Regions from separate parts of the Homo sapiens genome. Here all the other regions are linked to region 1. A link is a loop called in an ENCODE intact Hi-C map of the cell type or tissue named here. Cell type or tissue: A673. All regions are shown on one strand. Links, peaks and the distances in the headings refer to the core of each region. The heading gives the core; the rest is flanking DNA. Region 1 overlaps DYNC1I1 (dynein cytoplasmic 1 intermediate chain 1). Region 2 has its middle 37 kb from the start of ASNS. Region 3 has its middle 3.2 kb from the start of DLX5. Region 4 overlaps DYNC1I1 (dynein cytoplasmic 1 intermediate chain 1). Region 5 has its middle 41 kb from the start of DLX5. Region 6 overlaps LOC105375410 (a long non-coding RNA gene). Region 7 overlaps SDHAF3 (succinate dehydrogenase complex assembly factor 3).

Evidence for each region. A loop is a pair of places that touch in the nucleus more often than their neighbours do. Peaks named below come from ENCODE experiments on the same cell type or tissue, not always from the same donor. Only the 100,000 strongest peaks of a DNase experiment are listed, where the experiment ranks them.
Region 2: a loop joins it to region 1, with 11 times the contacts of the local background. A loop is called at or near these places in 19 of 110 quality-filtered maps.
Region 3: a loop joins it to region 1, with 6 times the contacts of the local background. A loop is called at or near these places in 87 of 110 quality-filtered maps.
Region 4: it touches region 1 in a loop (5-fold over the local background); 32 of 110 quality-filtered maps call a loop at or near these places.
Region 5: a loop joins it to region 1, with 11 times the contacts of the local background. A loop is called at or near these places in 63 of 110 quality-filtered maps.
Region 6: a loop joins it to region 1, with 6 times the contacts of the local background. A loop is called at or near these places in 12 of 110 quality-filtered maps.
Region 7: it touches region 1 in a loop (6-fold over the local background); 15 of 110 quality-filtered maps call a loop at or near these places.

What each region holds. Positions count from the first base shown.
Region 1 is chr7:95,914,928-95,919,415 of GRCh38, reverse strand. The region is part of intron 6 of DYNC1I1 (dynein cytoplasmic 1 intermediate chain 1); the gene reads right to left. Among named protein-coding and RNA genes, the nearest start is that of DYNC1I1, 140 kb to the right of the region's middle. In A673, for the core only: a CTCF peak has its summit at 2,654 (motif pointing left); a DNase peak (open chromatin) is centred at 2,645; H3K4me3 peaks cover 1,018 bases; H3K27ac peaks cover 349 bases.
Region 2 is chr7:97,833,547-97,838,034 of GRCh38, reverse strand. No RefSeq gene overlaps it. Among named protein-coding and RNA genes, the nearest start is that of ASNS, 37 kb to the left of the region's middle. In A673, for the core only: CTCF peaks have their summits at 2,081 and 2,280 (motif pointing right); a DNase peak (open chromatin) is centred at 2,314.
Region 3 is chr7:97,025,799-97,030,286 of GRCh38, reverse strand. No RefSeq gene overlaps it. Among named protein-coding and RNA genes, the nearest start is that of DLX5, 3.2 kb to the right of the region's middle. RefSeq lists enhancers at 2,514-2,713, 3,792-4,307. In A673, for the core only: a CTCF peak has its summit at 2,441 (motif pointing right); a DNase peak (open chromatin) is centred at 2,486; H3K4me3 peaks cover 625 bases; H3K27ac peaks cover 649 bases.
Region 4 is chr7:96,073,546-96,078,033 of GRCh38, reverse strand. It overlaps DYNC1I1 (dynein cytoplasmic 1 intermediate chain 1), which reads right to left. Exons shown (of 17, transcript NM_001135556.2): 15 at 1,837-1,977. Among named protein-coding and RNA genes, the nearest start is that of MIR591, 140 kb to the left of the region's middle. RefSeq lists enhancers at 1,837-2,010, 1,990-2,257, 1,650-2,257. In A673, for the core only: a CTCF peak has its summit at 2,428 (motif pointing left); DNase peaks (open chromatin) are centred at 833, 1,973 and 2,423; H3K4me3 peaks cover 2,391 bases; H3K27ac peaks cover 1,458 bases.
Region 5 is chr7:97,063,369-97,067,856 of GRCh38, reverse strand. No RefSeq gene overlaps it. Among named protein-coding and RNA genes, the nearest start is that of DLX5, 41 kb to the right of the region's middle. In A673, for the core only: CTCF peaks have their summits at 2,474 and 2,681 (motif pointing right); a DNase peak (open chromatin) is centred at 2,696.
Region 6 is chr7:96,412,546-96,417,033 of GRCh38, reverse strand. The region is part of intron 3 of LOC105375410 (a long non-coding RNA gene); the gene reads right to left. Among named protein-coding and RNA genes, the nearest start is that of SLC25A13, 93 kb to the right of the region's middle. In A673, for the core only: a CTCF peak has its summit at 1,910 (motif pointing left); a DNase peak (open chromatin) is centred at 1,913; H3K27ac peaks cover 841 bases.
Region 7 is chr7:97,177,264-97,181,751 of GRCh38, reverse strand. SDHAF3 (succinate dehydrogenase complex assembly factor 3) reads right to left here. Exons shown (of 2, transcript NM_020186.3): 2 at 1-740. The coding sequence ends at 537. It overlaps LOC124901704 (a long non-coding RNA gene), which reads left to right. Exons shown (of 3, transcript XR_007060445.1): 2 at 1,403-1,492; 3 at 4,254-4,289. Among named protein-coding and RNA genes, the nearest start is that of SDHAF3, 62 kb to the right of the region's middle. In A673, for the core only: CTCF peaks have their summits at 1,896 and 2,103 (motif pointing right); a DNase peak (open chromatin) is centred at 2,101.

The DNA of each region.
Region 1 (4,488 bases), core at 259-4,258:
TTGTGAAATTAATCTATATTTATGAAAATAGAATGGATATCATATGGTATTTAGAGATAAAATTAGCATAGCATATTTCTAGCTAGCCAACCCAGAAATAACTTTCTTCCTAGTCTTTGGAAAAACCTCTAAGTCTGTAACATAGGGTCAGCAACAAAATATTATGTCTAGTTTTTTTTTATTTTTGTGAGGGGGATAGTGTAACCTATGGAAAACATTATTCAGATATTTCAGTAGAATTAATTGCTAATTTGCAAGAATGCATAGCCTTATATGAATATATAAAAATACACAGCAAAACTCTAGTTTATTACTGAGCAAACAATCAGCATGTTGTCATTCAACTGTCATTCCATAATATTTCTGAGTTGCCTACTCTGTACAAAAGGAACAACTTCTTCAGTGTCCCTCCCATCTTGTCCTCAAAGGCTAGAGTAAAAAACAGTTCCTAAAACTGTTGAGAAGTACTCTTTTAAGAAGATCTCACAAGATTTAAGTTCTGATACATTGTCTATTAAAATGGAAAAGTCATGAATTCTGGGAAATTGAGGTTGTTCCCCAAATGATAATATTTATGGTATTGTTTAAGGGAAAATAATGGGGGGCATGGTAAACAAAACTGTGTTCTAACAATGAAGAATTTCAAATAAGCAATGCAAAGGAAAACAGAGAAAACTCAGCTCTCTATAAATTTTCGCCTTAAGGCCTCAGCAACCTTCCATTCACCTCTAGGAAGTTAGTTCTTTCTTTTTCCAAAGGAATTTCTTCAGCTTGACTGCTTTTACAGGTGCCAACAGCAACAAACCATCACAAAAAAAGGCAACTGCTAAATGGCACACACATGCACACCCACACATGCACATGTGTGCACACACAGACACACCCACATACTTCTCTCCTTTTTACATCTATGCTTCCACAATTTCCCTCATGAACAAGAAGCTGTTTTGCCACCGCCAGGAAGGGTGGGGAGCCCCTTAGCCCTTCTTCCTTGGTTAGCAAGTGGGGAGGAGAAGAACAAGAGAAAGGAAATGGCTGAAAGGAAAACTACAGACCCACAGGAACAACAACACCAACAAAAAACCACACCAGGCAGTGATCACTAGTGGACACTTAGACCGAGAGGCAGGGAAATTATAATGTGGCCCATAAGGTGTGAAGTGGCATAAAGAAAGCCTGACTTCCTTATTTAATGTAATCAATCAAGATTAAATGGATTCTCCTGTGCAACAGAAGAGTAAGGTTTTTTGCTCCCTCCACCAATTTGAAGACAGGGAAACGGAGGCAGAAAGGTCAGCTGACCTCCTGAAGGCCACCCAGCAAGCCTCAGCTTCTCTTTAAAATAAAGGTTTACTTTAGATACTCAAATAGACATTTTTAAATGTTGTTCAAATCCAAAAACCTCAACCACTGGTCCTCATGTTTACAGTTCAGGATTATACAAATTTCCCTTGGTCCTCTGAGGCCTCATCTAAGAGACTTGATTGATGCTCTCCTGCAGCCCCAGGCCAAGGGGCAGAATGTTTCACGGAGAACACAGCCATTAGCTAATGGAAGACATTTTTCATCCTGTGGAAGGACAGCCGACTGCAGCCAGCTACAGGGCCGGCCAAAAGTGGCACCTACCAGCTATGAAGGACGGCGAGTGCCCAGTGCCCACAAGGTGAAGAAAAACCACATGAAGCAAAGTTCAGATCCACTGAGAACTTTATCACGATGCTGTTGGCACAAACTGACGCCATCACAAAGATGACTAGCAAATGCAATTCCCGTGGTATTTTTGATACTTTCTATTTCACCACAACGTCTTCAGCAACTTGTACCGTTTTTGAATGACTGAAGGGATTGGGGATGGGGTTCTGTAAATATACCTATATAAGTGGTGGGGGTTCCAGAATGTCTCAGGAGGAGGTGCTTAAGCATAGCATTTTCTTTGGAAGGGTACTCGGGAGAGCTCTGGCTAGAAAGTTCGACTTGACGCTGTATTTACATAGCAGTTTATAATATTTTATAAATATTGAGGGACTGTCAATAGTTCATCTCAAAGAATGGAGGTGCTGGAAGGGATATAAAAGGTCTTCCTCCGATCACCTCTCAGCACTGCCTGCCTGAAAGGAGAGAAAGCTTTTGAGTCTATAAAATCATGCCCCTCCCACCCGCTTCTCGCTACCGAAGCCACGGACACCCCGTCCCCAGTCCACAATCCAGAGGCCAAGGTCGCACAGATATTTTCTCGTCATTGCACCAGGTCAGGGGATAACTGGCAAGGCCGGTTGGAAAGTGAAAGTGTAAACAGGCTTTTATTTTCCCCTTCTTTTGGCTCTCCATGAATACAACTTTCACATAAGAACCTCAAGCTGATGGAAAAATTAGATAATCACACCCGGTTGCCCTCAACTACCATACTCATCCTTACTGTGGGTCAGCTAAGGGCTCCGCAGAAAAGGGAAGAAACACTAATTGCCTGGTTTTATTGATGCCTTTGGGGAAACGAAATAGAAAAAGACACAAAGAAACAACTTTGATGAATTTAAGACAGTTTTCTCGTTCTGATTGCTTTGACTGAATTAAGATAATTTCCATGTTTTTGAAAGTGCTGAAATCAGGCTGTGAGCAGTTTTCTAAAAAGTAAGCCAGCAGCGCCCTCTACTGGCCATTTTTTGTGCAGCGTGCGGAATCCAAGACAGGACAAAGCGGCAAAACTGGGTTTAAGAGACAGGGAAATGTCCGAGGGAAGGCTGCGTATGTCAAAAAAACAATGAATGGTCACATAATAAAGGTCAGATGTGAAATCGTAGCTATTTCTCAATGGTCAGGTAAGTACTCTGTCATAAGATATATGAAAATTCGGCCCTTATATGGAAAACACAAAAAGAAAATGGAGAACAACTCAGATCTAATAGAACACAAATGTCTACTGATTATTCTATCGTTTTTATAAATAAACATATTCAAATATTAAACAAAATTTTCCCCTTTAGAGGAAACTGTTCAAATAAACATGGAGTGATATTTCTGAAACTCACATAATTTAGGCCAGTTTTTCCACTCAGATCCACACTCTGCTTACATACTCCAGTTTCAAATTTAAGGCGAAGAAAAGCTCGCCAATCAAAGGCTTTTATTGGCAATGGAAAATAAAGTTCTCTAAGCCCACAATGAAGTGACTTTATATGGGAAATATTTCATTTTGAGAAATGTTTTTATACTTGAGAAAGATAATTTTTAGTTAGAAATATTTCCATCTGTGGCTAGTTTCTTTTAAATAAATATTTTAAATATGGGCACCAGTATGACTTCTAGATGTTCTTTGTTAAGCAGTTCAGACAGAATGGTATAGTGCTGGGCATATATTCTTAGAGAAAAATCAAATCTCAAAGCTTCAAAAGTCAACAGATTCTAAGAGTACTGATAACTAGGTATTTACTTGAAGGCAAATCAATCTCTTTTCAGGTTGGGGAGATCACTTTGTTGTTGTTGAACAGATACGGATGAAAAGACTACCAAGCGCAGTTTCACTTTCTCTGCCTGTGAGCTGCAATGGGAAACCCTATTTATTGGCACATCCCAACTTAAACAGAAGAAATATCCTAACCTAACTGGAAAGCAAACAACTAAAATTTTTTTTGTTAATATGGGAATTTAGATCGTATAAATGTATAGCCCATTTGAGTGAAAAGAGAAATTTTCTCATTTCATTTCATTGACAACGAGGAATTGCATTCTGTGAATTTATGACTTTTATTTGACAGCAATTTGCCAGAGTCCTGTAGACAGTAGCACTGAAAAAAACACATTAAATACAGTGAGAGTTTCTCACACATATAGATTTATATAGTTTTATAGCTCCAAGTGAACAGGAGAATCATTTAATCTGACCCCACTCCATCAGGACATAACTCTTCTTGGTATTCAATAAATTGTTTAAAAAAATAGCTTTACCTGAAGTGTATAGAAATAAAACATAAATATGCTTCAATGATTTGGGTTTATAAAATACAAATTAAACAGAAAAATCAAAGCTCTGGAGATAGATGTAAGTTCAAATCCCAGCAACCCATCTCTTTAGCTATGTGACTTTGTTCGTGTTAGTCAAATCTTTCTGATCTCAGGCTCCTGATCTGTAAATACTTTTCAGGGTTGTACTGGAGATAATAATGCACAAAGCTTCTGGAACAAAAGTGCTCAATGAATGATAGCTATTACTATAGTTCGTTATTATGTGTTTGTCCTCCTTGGCTGTCTTTGTGACCATACAAAAATGTCACGCTTTCTGAATTAGGAAGAACTTAATTATCTAAGTAACATGAAGGAAATGCTGGCACATGAAATACAGTTAATTCACTATGTCATTTAAGATATAACTGAGATCATTCATTTCAGGGTCAAGCAATGGATCTCGAGGGGCACAGAGTAGAAAATAAAATGCCACCAGATTTTTGCTTTAATCAAAAGTCTCATCTTAATTAAAAAGCAAACAAGTGATTC
Region 2 (4,488 bases), core at 301-4,300, 1.9 Mb before region 1:
GAATCACTTGAACCTGGGAGGCAGAGGTTGCAGTGAGCCGAGACTGCGCCACTGCACTTCAGCCTGGGCGACAGAGGGAGACTCCGTCTCAAAAAAACCAAAAGACCAAAAGAATAAAAAAAGAAGTGAGGAAAGCAGAAAATAGGACAGAGGAAAAGTTAAGCAAAGATGAAGTTTCTGCTGTAGTTCAGCCTTAGCCTGCTCCCACCGAGTTTGAATGGCATACCAAAGTTGGCATCACCTTAGGATGAGGGGGCCAGGTTTTGCAGGCCTGTATGTCAGCCCTCACCTGTGAATGCCTTTGGAGGAAGTCAGAGTCTTCCGGAAACTTCCAGGTGAATAGCAATTCTTCAGAGAAGGCTGCAGTTGTGAGCCATTAGTGGCTATCATTCACAGCAGCTGGCGAACTTGGTGTACCTATCTGGTAAGGGTTTGGGGTGGAAGAAGCACCAACAGCATTACTGCATTTTGCCAGACTGATTTCTACAAATGTGTAATGAGCTTTACAGGAATGGTAATCATGCAAGAAAACTGTTGTTTTATTCTTCATCAACATGCTAATTGTAAGTCTGGCAACTTTTTTAGTCTTGTGTGTTTTCCCCTTTAAATACAGTTTTATTTTTGGTTATCCAGCCCTTCTAAAACCTAACTTATTTTCTAAATACCTTAGTTTCTGAATCTTTCTTTGCACCTAGATAATTTCTGTTAATCTGTGAGACTTACCTTAGATGCCGGTTTCTCTGGGAAGCCTCCTTCAATCATCTACAGCTGGGATACTTTCCTGCCACTCAGCTCTCATAAAATCTGATGTAGTCTGATTTTCATGACACTATAGCAATGTTGTAGAATTATCTAGCTATATGAATTATCTAGCTACGTGTCTGAGTCAGTCAGGATTGGTCAGGAAAACAGAAGGCACTCCGTGTTTTGGGGGCAGAAAGGGTTTGTTATTAGGAATTAGGGGCTTGCTTGACTATTGGAAAGGCTGGGGAGTAGTGAAGACCAGGCAAGCCAGCGGGAAGGAAGCGGACACTGGAGATCTTATCCTGAGGCAACAGGGCAGCGGGTTCTCAGGAACTTAACAGCAAGCTGCTGCAAGTCTTAGGAATCTCTAAGAGGTCCCCCAGCGTCTCACGGTGCAGCAGCAACACAGATGGGTTCTCAAGAGCTCACCAGGGAGCCACTCTGAGCCTCTCATTTTCTTCAGTCAGGATGCAGTTGCCTCTAGAGAATAAAACTTCTCTATTTCTTCTGTCTTCCACATCTTGAGTGACTTCTATGGGAAACTCCGTGTCCTAGGTAAATGGATTGTGGGAGAAGACCTTAAAAGGGATGATGGTGATGCGCAGTTGACAATAGATGATTCAGCATAGTATCTCATGATAAATGTCAAGAGACAAAATTGCAACAAGTTTAGTTAAATGATCAAATTGGCTTTTATTTGTGATTCATGAGTCAGGTAGCATCTCATCTAAGAAACAGAGTGGTGCTCTGTTGGGCGTGATGGAAGAGTCAGTTTTTAAAAGCTTGAGCAGGAACAAGGAAACAGCATAATACAAAAAGCAGATTGGTTAACAGCAGGTTACCTTCCTTGTAAGGGTTAAAGCAGAGGGGACTTTCTGATCATATTGGCTAAAACTGGCCTGTTTGGGGTTTGGCTATTATTTCTTTTTCTCTTTTAATTTCTCAGAAGGTCAGATTAACAACTTAGTTTCAATTTGGTGATATGGAACTTTAGCATGGGTTACTCCATTTTGGTTTGATCTGTTGGGGCCTAGTGCAGGGAGCTTAGTTCAAACCAATGGCCTTCTAGAAATTTTACTTAACAGAGTGTATGAGCTTTTCACCAGCTGGAGAATGTATCTTTCTCATGTTTATGTTCCCAAAGTCTAGTGCAGTTCCTGGAAAATAAAGGTGTTCAATAAATGTTCATTAAATAACAGAATAAGTGATGAGGAGAGGACAATAGCTCCCCAAAGTCAGATAATTTTGGTTATGTTATAAACGATGTTATCAGAGATCAGTAGTTCATCTCCAGAAGAGCCTCGTGTTTAGTAATTTACGGTAGAGATAACGGCAATTCAGGTTGATATTTTTTCTATGCTGACCAAAACTGTCACATTTCTGAAAGCTAAAATCCTAGGTAGAAGGAAACCTTTGCAATTCAGGGCACTGAAGCTGTTGAGGCATGTTAGGCCAATCTCTGCAATATTATTACCTCTTTTCAACTTTTTCTTAAATTTCTTCCAGCGCTCAGGAACCATGTGTATATTAAGTGAGCTGCCACGAGGTGGCACTCTTGCTTATTTGTTGTAGTAGGCCACTGCCTTCTACACAAGGGATGTGATGGAGCCAGAAATGTTAGTCTTAAAGCGACTAAACTGCCCCTCAAATTAAAACATTGTCGTTAGTTGAAGTAAGATACACACATTGCTTCAAATAAGAATTAAAGCAAACGCGAAAATGAAAGAGAAAATCAGAGCCTAATGTCGTTGTCTATAATGCTTTCACCATCTGAGTCACTTGTCAATTGGCACTAGAATCTTGTTCTCCAAGGTGTCCCCAGGGGCTCTTCTTCCCAGTTACTCTGTCCCTGCTTCGTGTGTAAGGTGGGATGATTCAGAAGTTTATTGTCTTATCTTACTTCTGAAGTCTATGGGGGACTCAATTTTCTTCTTTTTTGTTTGTTTTTGAGACAGTACCTCCCTCTGTCATCCAGGCTGGAGTGCAGTGGTGTGATCACGGCTCACTGCAGCCTCGACCTCCATCCAGGGCTCCAGCGATTCTCCCACCTCAGCCTCCTGAGTAGCTGGGACCACAGACATGCACCACCGTGCCTGGCTAATTATCTTATTTTTTTTTTTTTTTTTATAGAGACAGGGTTCCCCTATGTTCCCCAGGCTTGTCTTGAACCCCTGGGCTCAAGCTATCCTCCTGCTTTGGCCTCCCAAAATGCTGGGATTACAGGCATGAGCCACCACAGGTGGCCTGGAATCACTTCTCTATGGGAGAAAAACCCCAGCAGGTGAGTAGGCTTTTAAATTAGCTCAAATTATGGCTAAGAAAGTGTTGGTCATGACCAATAGAGGCACACTTGCTGTAGCATGACTGAAATCCTTCCCGTTAAGATCCACAAATTTCCTTCCAACCAAATTAAAGCTTTCCATAGGACTTACACTTTTTTTTGAAATCACAGAAGTAATCCATGCTCATTGTATAAAACCCCCGAAATAAATATAAACAAAGAGAAGAAAGAAAAACATAATTAATCTCAGCCTCAATAACCAATAGCATTTTAGGGAATGTCCTTTATTACCAATTTATTTATACATGTGATTGACTTGGTATACTCTTAGTACATACTCTGTTCCAGGCACCATGCCAGGTTTTGAGTTTGCAAAGAAGAACAAGATTTTCTCTACAAGACAAATATAGCCCCCTCTCTCTGATTATATAAACACATGCATATATAAGTTTTATAAAAAGGTCATATTTTACAAACAGTGGGCCCTCTGTGTCTGCCATTCTGCATTCATGAGTTCAACCAACCACAGATCAAAAATGTTTGGAAAAAATTTTTACAGTACAATAGAAAGTAATACAAATAAAAACCAATGTAGTATAACAACTACTTACATAGCGATTGCAATGTATTAGGTATTATGAGTAATTTAGAGAAGATCTGATGTATCTGAGAGATTGCGTGTAGGTTAGATGCAAATACTATGCTAGTTTATATCCGGGACTTGAGCAACCTTGAATTTTGATATCCACTGGGATCCTGGGACCAATCTCCATGGGTGTGGAGCCTTGCGTTTCCCCATTAATGATATACTAAGATCATTTTTCCATGTCCCTAAATACTTTTCAAAGGCATTATTTTAATTTCATAATATTTTATTTTCTAGATATACCATAGTTTATTCATTAAATTTTCCTATTCTTGAAAATATACGTGTATCTACTCTTTTACTACAAAAAATAATGATTCATGACTATGAACATATAGTCAGAATGAATAAGATCTAGTATTTAATAGCACAACAGGGTGACTACAGTCAAAAATAACCTATTGTACATTTCAAATTAACTAAGAGTATAACTGGATTGTTTATAACAGAAAGAAAGGATTCATGCTTGAGATGATGGACACTTCCATTTATCCTGATTTAGTTATGCATCATATGCCTGTATCAAAATATCTTATATACTCCATAAATACATACACCTACTATATACCCACAAAATAAGAAAAAGAGATTCAGTGAACAATATTGTAGCCAATTTTTTGCCTGCAACCACAATTACATTCCTAGTCTAAATTGCCAAAGTTGGGGTTGATGGATTAAATGACTTTTAAAATTTTAAGGCTTTGCTAGCTATGTCTAAATTTCCTTCATAAGGGCAACATCAATTTTGTCCCTATTCTTGTACTTCTGTGAATCCTCACCAATACTGAGTGTTTTCATTTAAATATATTTTCACTGT
Region 3 (4,488 bases), core at 127-4,126, 1.1 Mb before region 1:
TGCTATTTCCTTGCAAGAGGTGGATCATTGCTCTGAATTCCTGTCTGTCAATTACTTTTCTTTTAACTCCACAAGGGGTATTTTTAGAATTTGGAATATTTGTATATCTTTAAGAAGAATAAAGGTTTTGTAAATAGTACCACAGCCAAACCTTCCTTTCAAGAAGATGAAATCCGAATTTAGGATGAAGAATATGCCTCAATTTCAGTTTGCAAAGACATATAATAATATAATCCCATTTACTTCCTAGTTAGATGAACTTGAAGTGTTTTCAGCTGTGGTATATTAAATTTGTCTCATAGAGAATAGATTTGAGTGGATACTTAAGGCGTTTTCCTAGCTAGTTATGTTTAAGTTAAATGAATAAACATATTTTAATGTCTTAATTATAAAAACAAAACGTGTAGAAGTCTATGATCTGCCCTATCATTTGGAAATAAACCAAAAATCTTATTAGGTTGGAATTAAGTGGAAAATAGTTTTTCCCTCTGGGGATTTTTAATTTATTCAGAATATTTATATAATTGCCTACTAGTGAATCCTTTGAGATTTACTTTGTTGGGGATGCTCTTTAACTCCAAACACATTTTTCTTGAGGGCAAGGGGATATTATAATTAATTTCAGCATGGGAGGAAACCTTTTTTCTATTTATCCTGTTACCCTTCACACCCACTTTCCCTCTTCTCTCTCCCTAGATAAGCTCACTGTTGATTTAAATGGGCTCCTAAACATTTTAGCTTGGGCCTAGTTAGTTCAGCCTCATAAACACATGGGAAGAAGTTTGAACCTACATGGGGAATTAAATAGTTTTCCTAACTCAGATGAACCACCTCTGAATGCTAGATCCAAGTCAGTGTGCCTAGCCCTCTATTGGGAGACAAAGGCCATTCAGTTGCATTGCCAAAACCAGTGACCAACAACTTGTGCTATTTTTGAAAGCCTTTGCTACTTTTGCAATCATAACTCCTATCTTTTCATCCCACCCTAGTTCCAAGAAATGTGCTTTTTCTATACAAATATCAAATTGAATATTTCAGAGCTGTTACCTTAAGTTATTAAACGGCCTTAGTGCCCCAGCTCAAAGATAACTGCAGCTCCATTGTAATAAAATGATTACTCAGGTCTACCTCCACAAAATGTTTGACTTAACCAGTTTTGTTGTGTTTGAGATTTCTGGGATGAAAAGTACTCTAAATGGATCATGATAAGAGTGAATTGCTCAGAGCATTTTTCACTGGACAGATAAAAAAAGATAATGGATAAAGCAGTGCAAATAAAAAGAAAAATAAACCTCACCCCCAAAACTGGACTTTTAAAGAATGAGTATTCTACTGATAAAGTCAAAGTGCTTTTTATACCAAGTATGCCTATACAATGCTAGCATCATATTAAGGGGTCCTTTATTTACCTGAATTATGCACATCCAATTGATGTGTACAATGTTTTATATAAATGAAAGTTTCCATATTAAAAATATCTTAAGTTCGTAAATTAAATATTTTCAACTGCACTGAATTTTCTGAGTTTCAAGCCCAAAAGAAAAGGTGTTCTACTGTTGGCACTTCTATGAGTAAACAGATCTCCAGATAGGCTACATGGAGAAAGTTGAGTAAATGCTGTTATTAAGATTTTCTGCTACCCCACCCCCTTCTGCGGCTCTCTCCCTGCACACTCAGTGGCACTCTTTTCAGCCCATAGTAGTGAATGACCGAAAGCTTCCCAAGCACCTCATCTAACTAAAGGAGGGCCTGCTTCTTCACAAATGTCTAGGAAAGGCGGCCGGGGGCGGTGGCTCACATCTGTAATGCTAGCCCTCTGGGAGGCCAAGTTGTGTGGATTCCTTGAGGTCAGGAGTTCGAGACCAGCCTGACCAACATGGCGAAACCCTGCCTCTACTAAAAGTACAAAAATTAGCCGGGCGTGGTGGCAGATGCCTGTAATCCCAGCTACTCAGGAGGCTGAGGCAAGAGAATCGCTTGAACCCAGGAGGCAGAGGTTGCAGTGAGCCAAGATCATGCCACTGCACTCCAGCCTGAGCAACAAAGCAAGACTCTGTCCAAATAATAATAATAATAATAATGATAATAATAATAATAATAATAATAATAAAAGGCTAGGAAAGGAGAGTCATCCTTGATGCCTTCCAGTCACCCCAGGTGGGGACACTGAAGGAGCGCCTTACACCTAAGAATTGAGGGATAGGACAGGGGGCACCAAGAAAAAGGTGACCCAGAAAAAGGTGAGCCGGTGGGAGGAGGAAGGAAAAGTATGAATGTACAAGAAGGAAAGGAAAGGGCATGGGAATTGAGAGAAAGATGTATTGGAAGTACAGAGAAAGAAAGCCACCTGGAAGTGAACTCTAACACTAAGGACCAGTTGGTGTCTGGCCAGTGACTGAGCTTGGGGTTTGCCATTTGCGCAATGTTGCTCGAGGACACTGGGTGGCGCTCGTGGTAAAGACTTGCACTTATCTTAGGGCTTCCCTCCCGCTACTTCCCCTTCCCTCCCTTTGCAGATTTCAGCTACTAAAAGATGAAATTACTTACATTCTTCCTACGTGTCTCAGCGGGAAGCGCACTGCTGGAAGAGTTTGATGCCGTGGGGCTGTTTCTCCACGGCTGGATTTGTCGGTGGATTTTGAGAGGCAATAGCGTCCAGCCCGCTGGCCTTAGGACAAAGCTGGAGGCCCTAGTGTGAGAACTCCCTCACAACACCAGCAAAAGTTTGCTGCTCCGAGAGCCGGGATACTGGCCGGTGTATGTCCTGAGCGTGGGTCCGAAGCCGCAGACAGGCCCGCAGAGCAGCCGGCAGTGCACAGAGCTACAATGCCTATATTGTGAAATTAAATAAAACTGTACTGTGAACAGACTCTCCGCTGCTTTTAACTTAGTGCTTCCTCTCCCTCCCGGCTGCCTTTAAGGAAGGGGTGGAGTGGGGAGTGGGGTCAACCTTGAAAAGAGGAACAAAATCAAGAAAGTTGAGGCTCTGGACCTGTAGAGACACATCCAGATTTGGTCTCACCCAGCAGCAGAATGGCTCAAGTCTGCGTGAGGGCCAACGTTCTAACGCTTTAGGAACCGAAACAAAGAAGTTAAATTCTTCCCTCCCGGCCCACTCCTTTTTGTCTTTTATGAAATGTGGGAAAGAATGTCCATTTTGACTGCGGGGTTTTGGGGGGGTGAAATTTAGCAAGGTCTAGAACTAATTTGACATTGTAACATTATTTTCAATCGGATCCCGAACTTCTAAATTTTGCCCCAATTCTGCAGCTTCCAATCCCATCCTGGTTAGAATCTGCCATCTCAGCAAGGTGTAAGGGCATTGCTAGGAACACCCTGTTCAGTATAACCATGTGGTAACTCAAATCTCTATTTAACCAAAAGTGTCGAAGATAGGGGACCAGAGGAAGGGAGGCCTGGCTCCCTGCCCACTTGTCTTTGCCGGGAGGTGCTTTGAACTGTCCTTGGCATTGATCTGAGGAAGCGATTTCTGTAATTAAATGGCAGTGTGTATCAGGTGACTCGATGGGCGCCGATAACTTCTCCAGAGCAGAGCCCAGGACCGCAGACCCATGTTTCCCTCCTGTTCTTTAGCTCCTCACAGCCTACATCTAGACGGTTAACAGCCTGTCGGTAATCGACAGCGTCAAGTCAGGGCTGGCTGGCAGCTGCAGCTCTGTTTACCCCGAAGTCTATCTCAGAGAAGCCCGCGGCAGCCCAGGCCCAAAGCTCGTGACTCGGGCCAGTGGGAGAAGGAGAATGCTGCTGGGCGCCAGTCTCCCGGTGCTGAAGTTTCCCCCGAAAGGAAGTGCGACAATAGCTGTGTTTTTCTGGTGCAGTCCAGACCGCAAAGGCAGGGAGTTGGTGCACGCACGGCAGCTCTGCTTTGGAGTTCCTGAGCGGGGCTGTATCTTGCTCTGAGTTCCAGACACCCTACCTCTACCCGTCGGCCTGTTTTAGGCCGAGTGGCTCCACACTCCAAGTAAGGCTAAACTAATACTAGACACAACTAACACAGACGCTTTCTTCTTCGGTAGGAGGGAAAACGGAGGGGAGGCCAGATAACCCTAGATAGCCTGTGGAACTCCCAGATTGCCGGTCTTGGACCCCGTAAAGGAAGATGTAGGAAGGCCCCAAATCAGGATCTAGTCCGCGGAGTTGCCTATTTGAGGGGAGTAACAATGGGGATTGGGAGAGACTTTTATGCTGAATTTCTAAACTCCCAGCTGAATCACGACTAGAACAAGGATAGCACCTCCTGAAGAGCAAAGTTTAGATCTCGTGTATCAACTGAATGATTCTTGAATCCTTTCTTCCCTTGCATACGAGCTAAGTAGGATGTCTTTGCAGCAGGAAATAAAGGGGAGAGGGTACAGAAACCCGGGTCTGGGAAATGGAGAGACTGGGCCACATTCATGGAGCCAGGAGGGGGAAATCAATGAGCATCATCTGACTTTGCAAAGGCTTTGATCCTTGTCTCCTTCCCCA
Region 4 (4,488 bases), core at 151-4,150, 160 kb before region 1:
TCGGTTCATTACTGGATTTGAGCTGGACTCAATGTATCTCTACTATTATTGTTAAAGCAGAATTATGTTTACCACAAAACTAAACAGTTTGCATGACCAATAATGATTTTTAAAAAATGTTTAGCTATGAAACTCTTATGTGGTTGTCTCTTGATATCTAGAGAAAGAGAAGGGAAAAAATTATATTTATCAATGTTGAGACATTAGTTTCATTTTACCTAAAAAAAATTTAAAAGAAAAACAGTTACATAGGAATTGTTAAGGAGTTTGTAGAACACTCACTCCCTTCATATGCATTGTAGTTGGGTATCACTTAAACATCTCAACTAAGCTGGATTTCTACTACAGCGGTCTCCTAAGTCAATCAGGAAAATGTTAGTTTTTTTGGTTGCTTTAAATGAATGAATTTCTCCTAGCAAATAGAAGCAATATGATTTTAATAAACAGTGATGAAGACTCTGGGAAACCCTTACAATGTAGGGTAATAACATCTTTCTATTAAAAACAATAATGTTATAAACATTTCAACATCCAAATGATGGGACATTTCACATACTCATGCCTTTTGATTATTTTCAAAGATGCTTCATTACCTAACTCATTCTTGTCACAGAATTCTTGTAGCTAAAAGCAAAAATAGACTCAAATTGAAAGATTTTTAAAAGATAACTACTTGGCAGCAATTATAGGTGTATATACCCTTGAAGATACAAAGACTTAATAATAACACCTGAAGAATATTTCCCTGCCCCCTCCCACACACACACACACACACACACACACACACACACACAAATACTAGGGAAGTGTGCTCCTCCTCAGATCCTCCAGCTGTGGGCTTCCTAATTAAAAAGGCTGAGCTGTTTCCTGCTCAAAACACTTCAAAAGACCTTTTTGTTGTTCTCCACTTGACATATAGTTCGCAGCACTTGTTCCTCTTACCTGTCCATTCTTATTTATAGAGAGCTTTCTTGAATCAGAAACCAAGAAGTGATGCAGAGACCATTTTATTTTATAAAGTTGAAGGACAATAATATTTATGTTAAAAAAAAATCCAAGTAGCTGAATTAGCAACTCAGTAATTTTGCTAGACTGGCAAAAAGGAACAATGCATGTGGCATAGTTTTTAAAACATAAATTTTTATAGCATAATTTAAAAACAGTATTTATTACTGGCTGATTTTTAAAATAAATGGGTATTTTCACTTGCTGTAAATGTGACATGTTAAAATCTATTTTTAAAAAAATACTGAGTTTGATATTCATGTTTAAAGTTGGAGACTGTTGTAAAAGTCTGCCTCTGAATTTGATATCTTAGACAAGGAATATTTACCTTGGTACAAATCAAATGGATGAGAGATCTAAACATAAAATAGTCAACAGAATCGTCTTTTGTGGATTCAAAATAGAAACGGTACAAGTAGCAAACACTGACAAATAGCCCTTTTTAAAAGCCCAATCTAAAAATCGACGTCCACAAAAGCTTTCTTTTCCAAGTATTTGCCTATAAAGTTATTTCAACACGGCTCTGACAAATGCCTGTGTGTCCTGTCCCATAGGGAAAGGTGTGAACGCATAACGTTTTGCTCTTTGCAAAAAAGGGTCGTTAATTGTCCGAGAGCAGCCACCGTTTAGGGATGAAGGGAGATTAAGTGATTTTTGGCCAATGCATCTGCCAATTCCCTTCAGGGTAGTCAAGAATGGGGGCCGGCAGCCCTGCTGCAGTTGGAAGGTCTGTCCAAAAAAGGCCGTTTTGGAGAAAGAGGGAGAGACTGCGAGTGGCCGACTGCGCCCCCCTCCCAGCCCTCCGGCCCGGGCGCCTGAGCCGCCGCTCACCTCGGTGTCATTGTTGAGGTTCCAGAGGTCCAAGCGCCCCATCCCGTCCACGCAGGCAAAAAGCGCAGGATGCACGGGGGACCACATGACATCGTACACATAGTCTGCATTGTCTTCAAAGGAGTAGAGCGGCTTGTTGTGCTGTAAAGCAGAGAGACCGTGAAGACTTTGTGGCGCTGCTGCTGCCTCGGGCTGTCTAGAGAGCCTAATTAAAAACTTTGCACATTCACAAAGTGTCATAAAACTTCCCGAGATGAAAGTCCTCGAGAAGGTGAACCGGAGCTTTAATGTGACTAGAACTGTCCAGTGGCATAAATAAATACCGGGGGGAGAGGGGGCCTCTCAAGGGGCTGGTGGCTGGGACCGGGGGTGGGGAGGCGGTTTCAGACAACAGAGTTGTATGAGACATTCCAGACAGGTGGACCGGACTTTCCATTAGTTCGGAATTCTCGCCCGGCAACGCTTTGCGAGATGCTCGGAGCCTAAACCCAACCGTGGTCGGCCCGGCTCAGACCCGCGGGGATGTTCTGAAGCCCCGGCGGTCCCGACCGCCCCGAACCCTTTCATTGAAGGCAACCCCTGCCACCTCGTGGTCCTCGTCTGTAGCTGCAACAGCTGCTGCTACCTCCAGTCCAACTCTAGGCCAAATTCACATTTTAAGGGTTCTTTTGCAGAGAGGAATGCGTGCAAATATTTTAAAGAGGATTACTGCTCTTCCAGGAGGTAATCATTTCGCGATCCTACGCCTTTAGTCTCTCTGCATAGGGTCAGCTCACCCCAATCAGTTGAACTGGTGTGGCTCATTGAAGTGCCCCTGAACCTCTGTACAAAATGAACAGTATTCCTAGATCACCCAGTGTTTTCAAAACCCCCAAAATTGACTTTTGGGTGTTGGGGTGTGTGTGTGGAAATGCGTTAACATACCCCTAGTGCATACAAATGCTTCCACTCCAGAGGGATACAATAAATTAAAATGGCACTCTTGATTTCCAGTGAATATTGTCACATCAAAATAGCACAGAAGTCAGAGGCAAGTTTGAAAGTACACCAGAAATAAAACGTAATTGGACTTCATGAATTATTCATTCCATCTGGCTTGTCTTATTCTAATTTCTGCATAATGGCTTTACTAATCCCTGATCAATTAATGTAAAATGAAATTTAAATGATAATGAAAGCCCTAGAGATAAAAGAAATTAAGTATTCTTATATCCTCTGACAGAAATCTAAACAATGGGAGTTTTTTTCCCCAATGTCTTCTTCATCCAGTCAGCTGTCTGTACTCTCTTCATGGGTTCCACTGAATGCCTGTACAGGCCAGAGTAATAAGATCAAGAAAAGATAACATGCAATATGAACAATCAAATCCTATCTGCACAGAATGTTTAAAGAATGTATCTGTAGGGAATCGGCTCCAAATATTAGAGTGATTTCTCCAAGTGAACTGTTAATATAAAATGCACAAAATATCTCTGCTGAAATGAAAGTGAGAAAAATCAGTGTGAAAACAATAAAACTGTAACCTAAATATCACACAAAAATGTAGTGTAGTAACTGTGAGTTCTCTTTCTATGGACTGTATTTCTTTGACATTTAAAAATCACCGCTTAGAACTGAAGAAACTTTTTTTTTTTTTTTTTTTTTTTTGAGACGGAGTCTCGCTCTGTCGCCCAGGCTGGAGTGCAGTGGCGCGATCTCGGCTCATTGCAAGCTCCGCCTCCCGGGTTCACGCCATTCTCCTACCTCAGCCTCCCGAGTAGCTGGGACTACAGGTGCCCGCCACCAGGCCCGACTACTTTTTTTTGTATTTTTAGTAGAGATGGGGTTTCACCGTGTTAGCCAGGATGGTCTCGATCTCCTGACCTCGTGATCCGCCCGTCTTGGCCTCCCAAAGTGCTGGGATTACAGGCGTGAGCCACCGCGCCCGGCCTGAACAAACTTTTAATACATTAAAGCAACACAGAATATTTTAGATGGGCCACTATGTGGATATAGTGAGATGTGTCTTATTTTTAATTCAAAAAATATCTGACAGAGGGTGTGATTTGAAAAGAATTATATGACATTGAGATAACAAAATGATCAACTGGACATTAGCCTTATAGTTTTTTAAATTTTATGATTCTATAATTCTTTTATGCCAAAGTATGTATTATGTACTATGTTTGCAGTGTGATTTGAAGCCAAAATTATTTGCTTATTGGCTATTTCTGTAGCATCTTTCTTTCTCTCCCTGTTTGGACTACATGATTCAAACTACTTTCTCGATAAAACCTAACTGTCCAATGACACCTGAAAATAGCATAATTGTATCATTTTTCCTTATTTATATTTTTTAAAAGGCAATGTGGAGTGGCTGCACCTTCAATGACTACTTGTAAATATTAAATTCTAACTCTCAGTAGAAGATTATTCCCACTGCAAATTCTTGATTTTATAGCTAGCCAGCCCACTATTTGTTAAAGAACACGAATAACAAATTTTTCTCAAAGTCAAAGGGTGTTAAAGGTTTATATATGCTTTAAAAAGTCAATTGTCAGGATCCTCATCAACTCAGCTGATAGTATATCTGAGGGTATAGAGGTCTTCATACAGATAGACTCATACAGACCTATACTAAACACGTAACACAATTGCAAATCCTTATTTTGA
Region 5 (4,488 bases), core at 296-4,295, 1.1 Mb before region 1:
CAAGGTAAATGACATGCAACAAAAACAAATCATATGCAAATGAATGCTGATTTTTTTCAGATGTATTATATTTTCTTCCACTCCATCATTATTTTATGCATGCTTGATTTATCTGTATTTAAAACTCTATCAGTTCCACCACTTTTTAATATGATGACTATATTAAATCAAGGAACAAAGGGCACTAATGTTTTATTATTTTAAGATAAAACCTATTTTATGCATTAATCCTGTGAAAGATGAGCCAAGAGAGTATGGGAATAGGTAATTGTCTTTCTTCATTTGTATTTGTTTGTCTGTGCATCTTTGTTTTTATGTGTTCTGTATGTATTTTTATGGTTTTTGGTGAAAATAACTACCTCATTGGGTTTGAGTGGAGAATGTTATGCACATTTTAAGCATAACATCAAAATTTCATCTTTTTTTCCTTTATAATTCTTGAGTTGCCAAGGTTTTCTCTGATAATTTTCTGATATTTTCCCTATCATCACAGAGGGACGATTTCTTTATCCCTAACTCAGAAAAAGCATTAGGCCTAGCCTTGAAATGAAGGTTTTCATAATATTTAATCTTTTTTTTTCTTCCTTTTGCTGCAACTTAAGTCCCATTATCCCTAGTCCTATCCTTGTTGACTAATGAGGATAATTGGTCCCTTTCCTCCTGGAAACATTCTTTTATGTATTTTGGAGAGTTATTATGGCCCTTCAGTTCTCTCTTCTCTAGGCAGAACAGGCCTTATTCTCTTAACCTTTCCTCACAGAGCTGATTTTCCAAACCTTTGATCATTTTTGTTCTTCCCCTCTGAACTCTCTCCAATTTGTCTGTCTCTTTAAAAACGTGGTGACCAGGAGAAAATTCAATCCTTCAGTTGAATCTTAACCAATGTGGTATTAACCCGGCCAATGCTTAGTGGATATGGAATAGAATCTTAAATATTATTTATCCAAATTCTGATATGTAAGTTCCCTTTATTTAAAACATAATAGAAACTAGGAATTTATTTTGGCACTCGGTGTTCCTTAGATAATCCATGATAGTGTACCATCGATTTGAAAAGCAGGGAGCCATCAAACAATAGTGAACAGAACTTGAGTTACAGATATAGGATAACATTTTTGGAGTAGATAGTAGATGATCTTCCTAAAGGAAGGGAAATAGAGCTTTTCAAATACAAAGAGAGATTTCCACACTATTTTGTCATTTTGCTCTGTTGTATAGTATCTAATGTTTGTAAAATAATTCATTCTATGTTGGTGTTCCCTTGAAAATGTTCTGGGAATACATTTTTACAACAACTCAAGTTGGTATAAGGCTTATTTATTGTTTCGTATCTCAGCTTAACATTATACTAACAGTTACTAAAAACTAGAGTCCACCAACTAGTTGGACAAGAAGAGATAGAGTTGTTCCACTGAAACTTGAGGAGAAATTAAGGAATGGTTTAGATGAGGATTTGTTTTAGATATGTTACATCATTTAAAAACTATGGGCCAGGCATGGTGGCTCATGCCTGTAATCCTAGCACTTCGGGAGGCCGAGGTGGATGGATTACCTGAGGTCAGGAGTTCAAGACCAGCTGGCCAACATGGCGAAACCCCATCTCTACTAAAAATGTAAAAATTAGCCAGGTGTGGTAGTGGAGATGCCTATAATCCCAGCTACTCGGGAGGCTGAGGCAGGAGAATCGTTTGAGTCTGGGGAGTGGAGGTTGCAGCAAGGAGAAATGGTGCCATTGCACTCCAGCCTGGGTAAAATAGCGAAACTCCGTCTTAAACAACAACAGCAACAAAACAAACAAACAAAATAAACGACTATGGAAAATACAAAAAGACATATAAGATATCAACTCTTGCTTTGGCAGAGTTTTAAAACTTGCAGATGAGACAAGACCAAGAAGCCTGAAACACCAGTGAAGCCATTTAATGCTTCACTGAGTGGTACTAAGTGTAAATGAAATGGAAATTCAGAGAAATGAGAGGTCGGCATAGGCTTGAGCAATAATGAAGATATGGCTTTGTAGAAGGGATGAACTTAAAATGAGCTTTGAAAAATAGATATCAGAGAAGAAAGGAGCGAGAAAAGGAGGAAAAAAGGCAAGAAAAGAGAAAGGACTATGATGGATCCAGAGAACAGAAAAGAAACTAACTTGGCTGGAGTAGAGAAATGAGGAATTGTTAGAAATAAGTACAGTGGGTGATTCTTATGAGTGCTTTGAAAGCCAGGCAGGTACGTATGAATTCAATGTGGTGGGCAGCTGGGGACAACTGAAGCATTGATGACAGTTACTATTTGGGGAGATTAGTCTGGTGGCAGCCTTCTGTGTGATGGAGTATAGGAGCAGGACAAAGCAACTCTGAGCGTTCTAATCATGACGAAGATCTTCGGGCTGTCAGACTTGTTTTGTCTTTTTTTTTTTTTTTTTTTTTTTTTAATATTTGGGCCCGATTGTTCTCCTTTTGCTATATTGCAAGGTGACTTTCATACAAATCAAAGAAAGACTCAGTTAAACATTTTAGCCCTGATCTATCAATACTTGTATTTGAAACAACTTAGAGACCCAGAAAGACCATTTAAGGGTAGATATTAGCAGAGAGATTCAACTTTAAATGCTTAACTCTGATATCACTCTTTTGGGAAGGGTTTGGGGAGGAAGAGAGGTGAGGAGATGCAATTAGTGTGACCACTAGATGTCACTGTTGCTAGGTTGCCTCAAGGTTAGATGCACAGTATTCAGTGGGCTTACAATGGAACTTTTTCAGTTCAGGAGAAAAATTTAAAATCTCTAATACTTGCAGCCAAAATGCTTCCCAACTCAGCTCTCCTCCACATCCAATCTCTGCCCGGGAGGCAAATTCAAGCTACTTACCTGAGGGTATGTTATAATTTTAAAAATAATCAGGCTGCTGTTTTTGCATTTTTGCTTCTTAATACAATTCGTTACACTGGGTTCGTAACAATTCGTTAGCACTGGGTTTTCTGAGGTACTGTAGGCAGGGCTGTGCTATTGCTTCTTTTTTTTTTTTCCTTTTTGAGACAGAGTCTTGCTCTGTCGCCCAGGCTGGAGTGCAGTGGCGCGATCTCGGCTCACTGCAAGCTCCGCCTCCCAGGTTCACGCCATTCTTCTGCCTCAGCCTCCCCAGTAGCTGGGACTACAGGCGCCCATCACCACGCCCGGCTAATTTTTTGTATTTTTAGTAGAGACGGGGTTTCACTGTGTTAGCCAGGATGGTCTCCATCTCCTGACCTCGTGATCCGCCCGCCTCGGCCTCCAAAGTGCTGAGATTACAGGAGTGAGCCACAGCGCCCGGCCGTATTGCTTCTTAAGCAGTAAACTTAGCTATAATGATGTGATGGATTTGTTCTTTTTCAAGTGATTTTGGAAATGTTTTAATCATTTAATATCTGACCAGGAGTGTTTGATTTAGTTGCACAGGTTTACTGTGACAGCAGAACTCCAGAGTTCTCTGTTCACTGTTTTAGAATGTAGCTTTTAATACAGTGGATTATTTGGAAGCCCAAAGCACACTTTCTTACGTGTTTACACAGTCCTAAATGCCACGCCATTAAATAGATTTTGGATATTTTAATTATTTTAGATGTTTAGGCTGTAGCTTATGATCTGAACATAGCATCCTATAACAACATGTTTTGTGTACATAATAGGGGCTCTTAAGTAGCACTGTATGTACCCTTTGTAAATACATGCTACATAAAATACCTTATAAAATATTTAATGACCGTCTTCTATAGTAACTGAGCTGTATTTAACCAAAATTCCTGGGGTTTCTTTCTACCCCACAAAGATACTATTTAAATTAAGGTGGTCAGAAGCTAACTGCACACTAAAATGTAAGCAAGAATTTTTTAAGCCTGCAATCTTAAGCATCTGGATTTTTTTTCCATCTCCTGCTTTCTTGGGGTAACAGAAGCATTCTAGTTCTTATTTCTATCACTGATGGTAACATCATAAAAGAGTTAAAGATAAGGATATCACAAACTACTATTTTATTGATTTAAGGTGATTAAAGAAAAAGATGCATTATTGTCCTTCAAACTTGTGTAAGTGAGTACAGTTATTTTATTAGAAATAATTTTTGTGATGGTTCCAAGCCTGATTTTTTGCCCCTGAACTTTGGGAGACATACATGAGCAGGTTTCCATGCGATACTTTTCTCCCAGACTTCTACATCCCTTAGAGAACTGCATAGTGACTTCCTCAACCAGAATCTTAAGAGCACAAAATCAGTGAGACTCATCTCACACCATGATTTCAGAATATCAGGCATTATAGATTCAGGGTAATGGGCAAAGACCTTCAAAGTCCCAGACAGGATGTGCTGGTCCAGCAGTGTGCAAACAGCCAGCTTTGTGAGGACACTGTGGATCTACAAAAGGAGAATACTCTTCTTTCTCCTCTCATAGCCTCTAAAGAAAGCTTTCTGTTCTGTCTACCTAACTCATCACAAGGGAGAGATCTTGGCTGACAGA
Region 6 (4,488 bases), core at 128-4,127, 500 kb before region 1:
AAAGCAGTTCACTTTGGGGAGTTTTCTGAAAAACTTAAGGTCTTTAACAATGCAATTTTTTCTGCTTTCTTTCAGTTCCTAGAGCATTTCTGTCAGTTATAGAAGTTAATTATATTTCCTAGAATCTTATCTCATATTATAGGTATATACTATTTTAATTCCTATTTGCTCTGCTCTCTATAGAAATCAGTTTGACATGAACAGTTTCATATCAGCATTGAGGGATTATTACAAATGGGCTCACATGTGTCTTTGTTTTATCTCTTGTGTAATTACAACTTGGATGGAGCATTATTTGTTCAACCTTCTAAGGTCACAGACCAGTCTTTTCTGGTTTACAACTGTACTAATCAGCTAAGAAACAATGGGTCAAGCTATGAAAAAGCTAAACGTTGAAGATTGTTGAATGCAGGGCTTTACAGTAACATGCAACTACCTGGCCTTTGGAACACCAACTGTATAGGATTGGGAATAATACTGGAAATGTCCCTTTGTTCACTGCAATGTGAAATAATTCCATCTCAGTGTTTGCTCAGTAACCACATGCATTTTTGTTTTTGCCTTTTTGTCTCTTCATTTTAATATTTACTATGTGTAAAACTTCTGTATTCTGCACTGTGGCAGGGAGGTGTTCTGCAGACGGGAGGAAAAGGATGTAATTCCTAGCTAATATAAATCTTCACACTTGCATGGAACTTTAGAACTGACAAACTGTTTTTCCACATGAGTGAACTTCTCTGAGTCTCAGAATGCTCAACCTAATGAGGGAGATAGGACAGGAATGAGTATGCCGTTTTACAGGAATGAAACTGAGACTCAGAGATATTGTGATGTATCCAAATCCATCAGACCTAGAAAAGTGAAAGACCCGGATGGTCACATCCCTAATCCAACCTGCTTATCACCATTCATGGCTATAATGAAAATTTTTCACTAAGTAATTTCTCCCTTTGAAGATTTTCTGTAATTCTTAGTTGCACACTAGTTTTACAACAATCCAAGTCAAGGAGAAATCTGTGTGTTAAAGGACTTTTTTCTTTGATGTGCCTTTACTCTCCGTGGAATGCACCCAACAGTGAGTTTTCCCCTGCACTGAATAGCTCCTTTTATTTAGTGAGATGGTACCTCATAGAGAGGGAGACTTCTCAAAGCACCTAACAGATTGGGGCTTCCTAAACCACATCTTGAGGGACAAGAAACACTGCCCTCCCTGGCTGGTGGTAAAGCTTCAACAAGCCCAGGTGGCTTTTCTCTTGGGCTCCCATATTTCCGCTCTTTACTCTGCCAAAGTCCACATTCCTTTCCCTGTCACCACACACAGTTTGACCCCAGGCCAGGGTGGCAGCTTCCTCGGTCCCTTTGAGGCCACAGCCAGTGCTGCTCTGTAGACTTATTGGCAGTGGGCATCTGGGGACAGCTGCTGCCCAAGCCCTCCTGCAGCAGCCCATGCACCTTGCCTCACAATTGGCCTTGTGTTCTCCCAGGCTCCTGGGAGGAAGACCCATCCTGCTCAGCCCAGGCCTCCCACCAAGTGTGTTACTTGGGGCCCTCCACCAAAACAGGATGGCGGTTGAGTGTTGAGATTACCTGACCACTATTACCTCTTCCTTGTCTCCCAACAGCTTAATTCAGCCAAAGGTGTCAGGACCTCATCCCTGAGAGATTTGGGTTGTTGTTTTGTTTTCTTTTGTTTCCCAGAACAGGAAAAACATGAATATTTTCTTTTTTTTTTCCTGTGCTTCTTTGAAAAGACATGAGGGGTGAGCCCCGTGTGAAAAGATATTTTTGCATCTAGTTTGGGGGGAAAAAAGCCTTTCCCCAAATGTCTGAGAACCTTTTCATTATAAAATCCTGTGATGAAACACTAACGAGGAAGAAGGATGCCATCAGCAGCAGGGCCAGAGTACAACAGCACCGTCTACTGGACAAAGGCTGAGTTCATTGATGGTGTTCCATGCAATGGCCATGAAGAAAATATGGCTAACACTCTGGGGCTAGGGTGCAGGGAGAAAAGCATGAAAGAGGACCTGGACTTTTCTAAATGCAGTAAATCTGTGAGAGGCAACTGCTTTGTGGGACTGTTCACAAAACAAATTCCAGGCCTTGAGAGTTGCTCTTTAAAAAAATTTCTAAAAATTTATCCCCTATACACCCATGCAACCCCCATCCATCTACTGTCATTTTTATGAGGCTGCCCCCACCATCAACACTTATTAAACACCCTCTCACCTTGACACCCACACATTCATTCCTTTATTCATTCATTCAGCGCCAGGCCCTGCGCTAGGCATTCAAGGTGTAATAAGAAGTAAGCCCTAGCATCCTTGAGCCATTCTGTAGGCATCCAGGACTGGGCCTAGGCAGGAATTCCTGTTCCAAGTCTTTCTTTATCAACTTCCTTTCAGTTTTGTTCTTACTTTCAGTTCCCCTCTGAGCCCTGCTCTCTGCTAAGAGATAAGTGGGATATTGGGGTATCCATGTAAATTAGCCAAGCTCCTATATTAACCAGGTAAAATGTTTCTTATCCCATGTAAATTCAAACTCTTAAATCCTTAAGATGGCTATTCAAGGATGATCCTAATGTTAAGATCTTTAGCCAATTTGACAGATACATGGAGGTCAAAGAGGAATGGGGTGTTGATGTATGTCCCTTAATCAGTCATTATAGTTGGTAGCTGCCTTTTTAATACATACAAATGGCCAGCTCTGGCCAACAGGTTAAAACACAATGAAAGCTTGAATTTTCTTAGGCATAATTATTTGGTATGAATGTATCTTTTTTATTTTCCATCATTAATGAATTTTTAAAATGTATAGCCAAGCCTTTAAAATCAAGTAGGCCACAGTAATATCACCAGGAAGAGAAAATAAATAATATTATTAAGGAACCAAGAGACCTCTCTGTAGCTGTTGGGAAAATTAAGGAAAGTAGAAACTGAGCCCTATGTATTCATTATTAGAACAAACATTCTCCTCAGTGGAGATTATCGTCAGGATGACAGGTGATCACTAGTGGCCCAGGGCTTTCTAACAGTCCAATGAGGCAAAGCCCAAAGTACAGTCACAAACTCAAGGGACTGAAAAAGCTTTTGGAATCCCCTCATTCATCTCTCTTTTTTAAGCAAAGCCAAACCAACCCACACCAATTATACCAATCTCATCGTTTAAAATTGTCTAGGGAAATGAGTTTATATATTTTGTTGTAGTCCCATCCTAGTAGTTAAAATGTACACATCATCAAAAAGTTTTTTCTAATGCTAATTTAAAGCCCCAGATTAAACTTAAACCTGTATCCCAGGAGGTGGAGAAGGGGAGAGGAGGTGGAGTAAGGAGAGAGAGCAATAATTAATCAATTTCTTCCTTATAATAGCATGTGTTTTCTTGAAGCCCAAGTCTAATTCTATTTATAAATATTTCTTTCCCATTATAAGCAATTCCAGATTGATAGGTTGTTTCAAGTGAGCCATAGTCTCTTCAGTTTTTCATTAAATGTGTTAATAACTCACAGTGCATGTATCTACAGTCACAAAGCAACTTCTTGGGCTTTATCTGTTGTCTTTTACATGTATTCAGTAGAGAATGATGGGTGGTTTGAATATTTGTGGGTAGCTATTCGTGAATATGTTTACTGACTTCCATCATTAAAAGAGTCACAAGTTTCAAGTTAAACTGGAAGTCCTTGGTTTATATTTCCAATTTCTGCAAAGCATATAAAATTTTGAGGTAATGACAGCAGTGTTTCTAGAAATAAGAAACAGTCACCCACGTATCTCAAACAGTGTTTATTACATAGAACAGTTTCTGCTGAAACTACCCCTACCATATTTCATAGAATTCGTTTTCCTCCTTGCCTGGAGTGTCTGTGTCCCAGAATCTGGAATAGCAACTGTATCATCCATGCTGACTCCTGCCTGCAACCTTAACTTTTTAGAGATCAAACTGGCCCGTTGTCTGTGCTGTCACCACAAGTGACAGACCAGCCTTGTGCAGTGCTGTACATCAATTTTCAGTACAAAAATAATAGTACTTCTTCCTTAGCTGCTTGAGTAAAATCAAAGTGAGGGTCTTAAACAACTTAATTTCATCCTTCAGGGGCAAGTCATTCTTGAGCCTACTGTAACTGAAGAGGGATAGGTTGTGGTGTAATTGTTTCCTGCTTAACCATTTTACTGCTATACATCAATTTTACTCTACTTTTGTCTGTATCCAATCATATTTTCAAATATAAGTCATGTGAATATTTAAAGCCCCCTAAAAATGGGACAGAGGAAATTATTCCCAATGAACAAGGATAAGGGATCTGTATTCCTTGAATTTTAAAATAGTCGTGAATCTTAGAAACCCACTATTCCAGCTGGGAATCCAATTACGTGGCTGTCTAAACATTTTTCTTCAAGGAGTCTTTCTAGTCAATAACTATTCTTTCAGAGCATTCAGTTTGGGCCTTTACCAACAAAGACCAAGCATTTTAAAGTCAATAAACAAGGA
Region 7 (4,488 bases), core at 130-4,129, 1.3 Mb before region 1:
TAGTTTATTATACAAATGATTGATAGTAAAATAGTGAATTTTAAAGCTTCTTCCTAACCTTTCATTGTGAATGAACAGTGATGCAGGGAGAAGAGACATTCAGAAGAAAAATCATGTATGTATTATTAAACTAGAAGTGATAAAATGTTCAGAATGACAATGTATTTAAAAAATAATAACCTTGTTGGAATTGTACATCTATCATTATCACAACATGCTTATTTGATGAAGCTAAAGAAAAGCCAGAAGACTAATATGGCTGGATGAGAATAGCATTTTAAAACATTTTCAGCAAAATTCTAGAAATTTGCTGTTTAGTTCCAAAACTGAATTTCATACAAGTGCTATTATTCCAATAGTTTTTTTCAATTGTCACTAGTGATCTTGATCCATATACTGCAATCATAATATCCAAAATAAAAGAGTATTTCATTAATAACAGGTGTTTTCAAAGCTTAAATATATTTCAAAAACCAATGACAGTTAAAGTAGGGGTTCTAAATTTTTGCATGTCTTATTAAGCTTTGTTGTATAGACTAAAATTTTGGTTTCATAGACTCAGAAATACTAAATTGCCTATTGGGTTTTGTGGCTTCTTGCATCAGCTCCTGCAACTGTCCAATTTGTTCATCACGAAAGTCATTAAGTTTTTCTTCTGGGAGGAAGGTGCCAAAACATGCTTTTCCAGTTGAATTTTGTCTGTTTTCGTTAGCCTGTTGCAATAACGCTGTTGCATACACCTAAAAAGATAAAGAATGAAGGTTATAGATGTAAAGTTTAAATAATATTTAACATTAGAGGACTTGAATTCTAATTCTGAGTCACCTATTTTTCCTCATCAGTAAATGCAGAAGCATTTGGTTAAGGAGATATAAATATAGTTGTGAAGATACAATTCATTGATCATTTCATGTATATCTATTTTTAGCACTTTAAGTGTTTTAACCAACTTTTAGCAAAATTTTTAACCTGGATATAAGTAAAGAGTGGTGAGTCCCTGGATGGGCTTCAGAAGCATGCATAAACCACCTCAAACCATATGCAAAATTGTATTTACACAAGTACGGACATCATTTCTGGGGCCATAGCTTTCAACGGATTCTCAAACAGGAACCATGGGTCTTTTTTCCCCCAACTTTTATTTTAAACCTGCACATATATCCCCTAGATACAAGGGGTACATGTGCAGGTTTGTTAGATGGGAATAACTGCATGATGCTCAAGTTTGGGTACAGGTCCTGTCACCCAGGGAGTAAGCACAATACCCAACATGTAGCTTTTCAACCCATACCACCCTCCAGTAGTCCATGCTGTCAGCTGTTCCCAGTTTACATCCATGTGTGCTCAATGTTTAGCTCCCACTTAAAATTTTATTTTTCTGTTCCTGTGTTAATTTGCCTAGGATCATGGCATCTATGTTGCTGCAAAGGACATGCTTTCATCCTATTTATGGCAGCACAGTATTCCACGGTGACATGTAACACATCTTCAAGTGAGTCTAAATTCATTCCTATGTCTTCAATTACAATTTTAATTTAAAATATACTAGAGAAAAACTTCTTAAACCTTTAAGTCTTCAATGTTTAACAACCATCTGTGTCAAGAAAAACTTTTTCATGTTCTAATTTTGCTCTTATTAAGTACATTCAGCCTAATATTCCAACTATCCCCATCTGCACAAGTGCCACTGTTTTGAAACAGACTCACTCTAAAATTAATCTTTTAAGCAGACAAAGTGCCAAAGTATTTTAGTTCATGAAGTTAAAGTGAATGAACTGGCTAACTCTGGATAATGCTGCTACCTGATCTGGCTTGAGATATATAAATTGCTTGTAATTGCTGGAATGGCAGCATTGCCAGAGCAACTTTAATTCCAAACATTCCAAACCTATGGAGAAAATATTTTTTCCATGATTTACAGAAATCCACTTATTAAGATGAAAACATTTCAAGTTTTATCAATTCCACTTCTATATGCTTCAGGGCAGGCAGGGTTTTTCAACCTTGGCACTATTTTGTGTGTGTAGGGGGGGTAGGGGTGGGGAGGGGTCAGTGAGAGTCTGCATTGCAGGATGTTTAGCAGCATCTCTTGTCTCTGACCACCAGATGGCAGTAACACCCCTCTCCCCGTCTTGATAATCTAAAATGTCTCGAAACACTGCCAAAGGTTTCCTGGCAAGGCAAAAATCACCCTACCATCCTAAAGAAACTTTAAAACATGTGAACAAGTATCATGCAGAAGAATGTTGATTGTTAAAGCAAAAAAAAAAAAAAAAATGGAAATAATTGTACTTCAATAGAAAAGTCAAATACACTGAAATTTACTCAGATGATAATAAAGATGTCACAACAAATAAGCTACAAGTCTATGTATCAACACGGATGAAACTCCAAAAAATAAAATCTAAAAAGCAGGCTTTAAGAAATTATTCATTTACAAAAATGGACAACTAAGGAGCTCTAAATAGCAAAAACAGAGGACTCACAACTCCCAATTTCAAAACTTAACTAGAAAGCCACATTAAACAAAAGTGTGGCACTGGCATTAGAATAGATATATAACACCAATAGAATGAGGAGTCCAGAAGTAAATCCTTACATATATAGCCAATTGATTTTTGATAAAGATGTCAAATCCATTCAGTGGAGGAAAGAATAATCTAGGCAACAACTGGTGCTGGGAAAACTGAATTTCCACATGCAAAAGAGTGAAGTTAGACACCCCATCTTCTACCATATACAAAAATTAACTCAAAGTGAATCAAAGACCTAAATATAAGAGCTAAAATCATGAGAATCCTAGAAGAAAATATATAGGTAAATCTTTATGACCTTTGATTTGGCAATAGGTTCTTAGATATGACACCAAAAGCCCAAGCAACAACAACAAAAATAAACTGGACAGTATCAAAATTAAATACTTCTGTGCATCAAAGGACACCTAATAGTAAAAAGACAAACTACAAAATGAGAAAAAATTTGCAAATCGTATCTGAAAAGGGTTTATTATCCAGAATATATAAAGAACCACAACTAAAAGACAAATAGCCCAATTTAAAAATGGGTAAAGCACATGAATAGACATTTCTCCAAAGATATACAGATGGCCAAGTACATGAAAAGATGGTCAAAATCATTTGCCATTAGAAAAATGTAAATCAAAACCACAATGAGATGCCACTTCACCCTAAGATGTCTACTATAATAATTTTTTAAACCCCAGAAAAATAACAGTTGGAATAAACTAGAATCCTCATACATTGATAATGAGAATATAAAATGGTATAGCCACTGCAGAAAAGACTGGCAGTTCCTCAGAAAGTTAAACACAGAATTACCATATGATCCAGCAAATGCACTCATAGGTATATTACCAAAATAACTGAGAACAGGAACTCAAACACATACTTGTATACACAATAGACGACATTTGGAAAATAACCTAGATGTCCACCAGCAAGCAGATAAACAAAATGTGGTATACACATACAATGGAATATTTATCACCCTTAAAAGGGAATGAAGTTCTGATCCATACTACAACATGGATAAACCTTAAAAAGATTATGCTAAGAAGCCAAACATAAAAAGACATATTGTATGATTCCACTTACATGAAATATCTAGAATAGGAAAATTCATAGACAGAAAGAATAGATAATACTAAGGGCTGGGAGGAGGTAGGAGAGGGTGTTACTGTTTAATGGCCACCGAGTTTCCGTTTGGGTGAGGAAAAATCTAGAATAATGTCTCTACAATGTATCATTTACAGTGTCCAGGAAAAAAATTAAAAATTATTACAAACACAGTTAAGAGAAGAGGCAATCAATGGAGACCAGTGCCTGAGATTATTCAGACATTAGAATAAGCAGAGATAGATTTTAAAGCAGGTACTATAAATGTTAAGTATGTAAAAGAAAATACGGTCATCATAAATGGGGCAGATAAATCTCAGCAGAGAATGAGGAATTATAAGAACCAAATAAATTCTAGAACTCAAAAATGCACTATCTGGAATTTTTTAAATGTCACTTAATAGTAGACTGGAGATGAAGATTCATGAACTTGAAAATACAGCAATAGAAATTATCCAGTTTTAAACAGAACAAAACTATTTAAAAAATGAGTAAAAGATCAGTGATCTGTGAAACAATGCCAAAAGATCTACCGTAAGTTTAAGTGGAATCCAAGAAAAGAGGTTACTGCCTTAGCAGAAAAATAAATTTTAATGGGTATCTTATTTTTTTTTTGAGACGGAGTCTCGCTCTGTTGCCCAAGCTGGAGTGCAGTGGCGCGATCTCGGCTCACTACAAGCTGTGCCTCCCGGGTTCACACAATTCTCCTGCCTCAGCCTCCCCAGCAGATGGGACTACAGATGCCCACCATCACGCCCAGGTAAATTTTTTGTATTTTTAGTAGAGATGGGTTTCACTGCGTTAGCTAGGATGGTCTCAATCTCCTGACCTCATGATCCACCCGCCTCAGCCT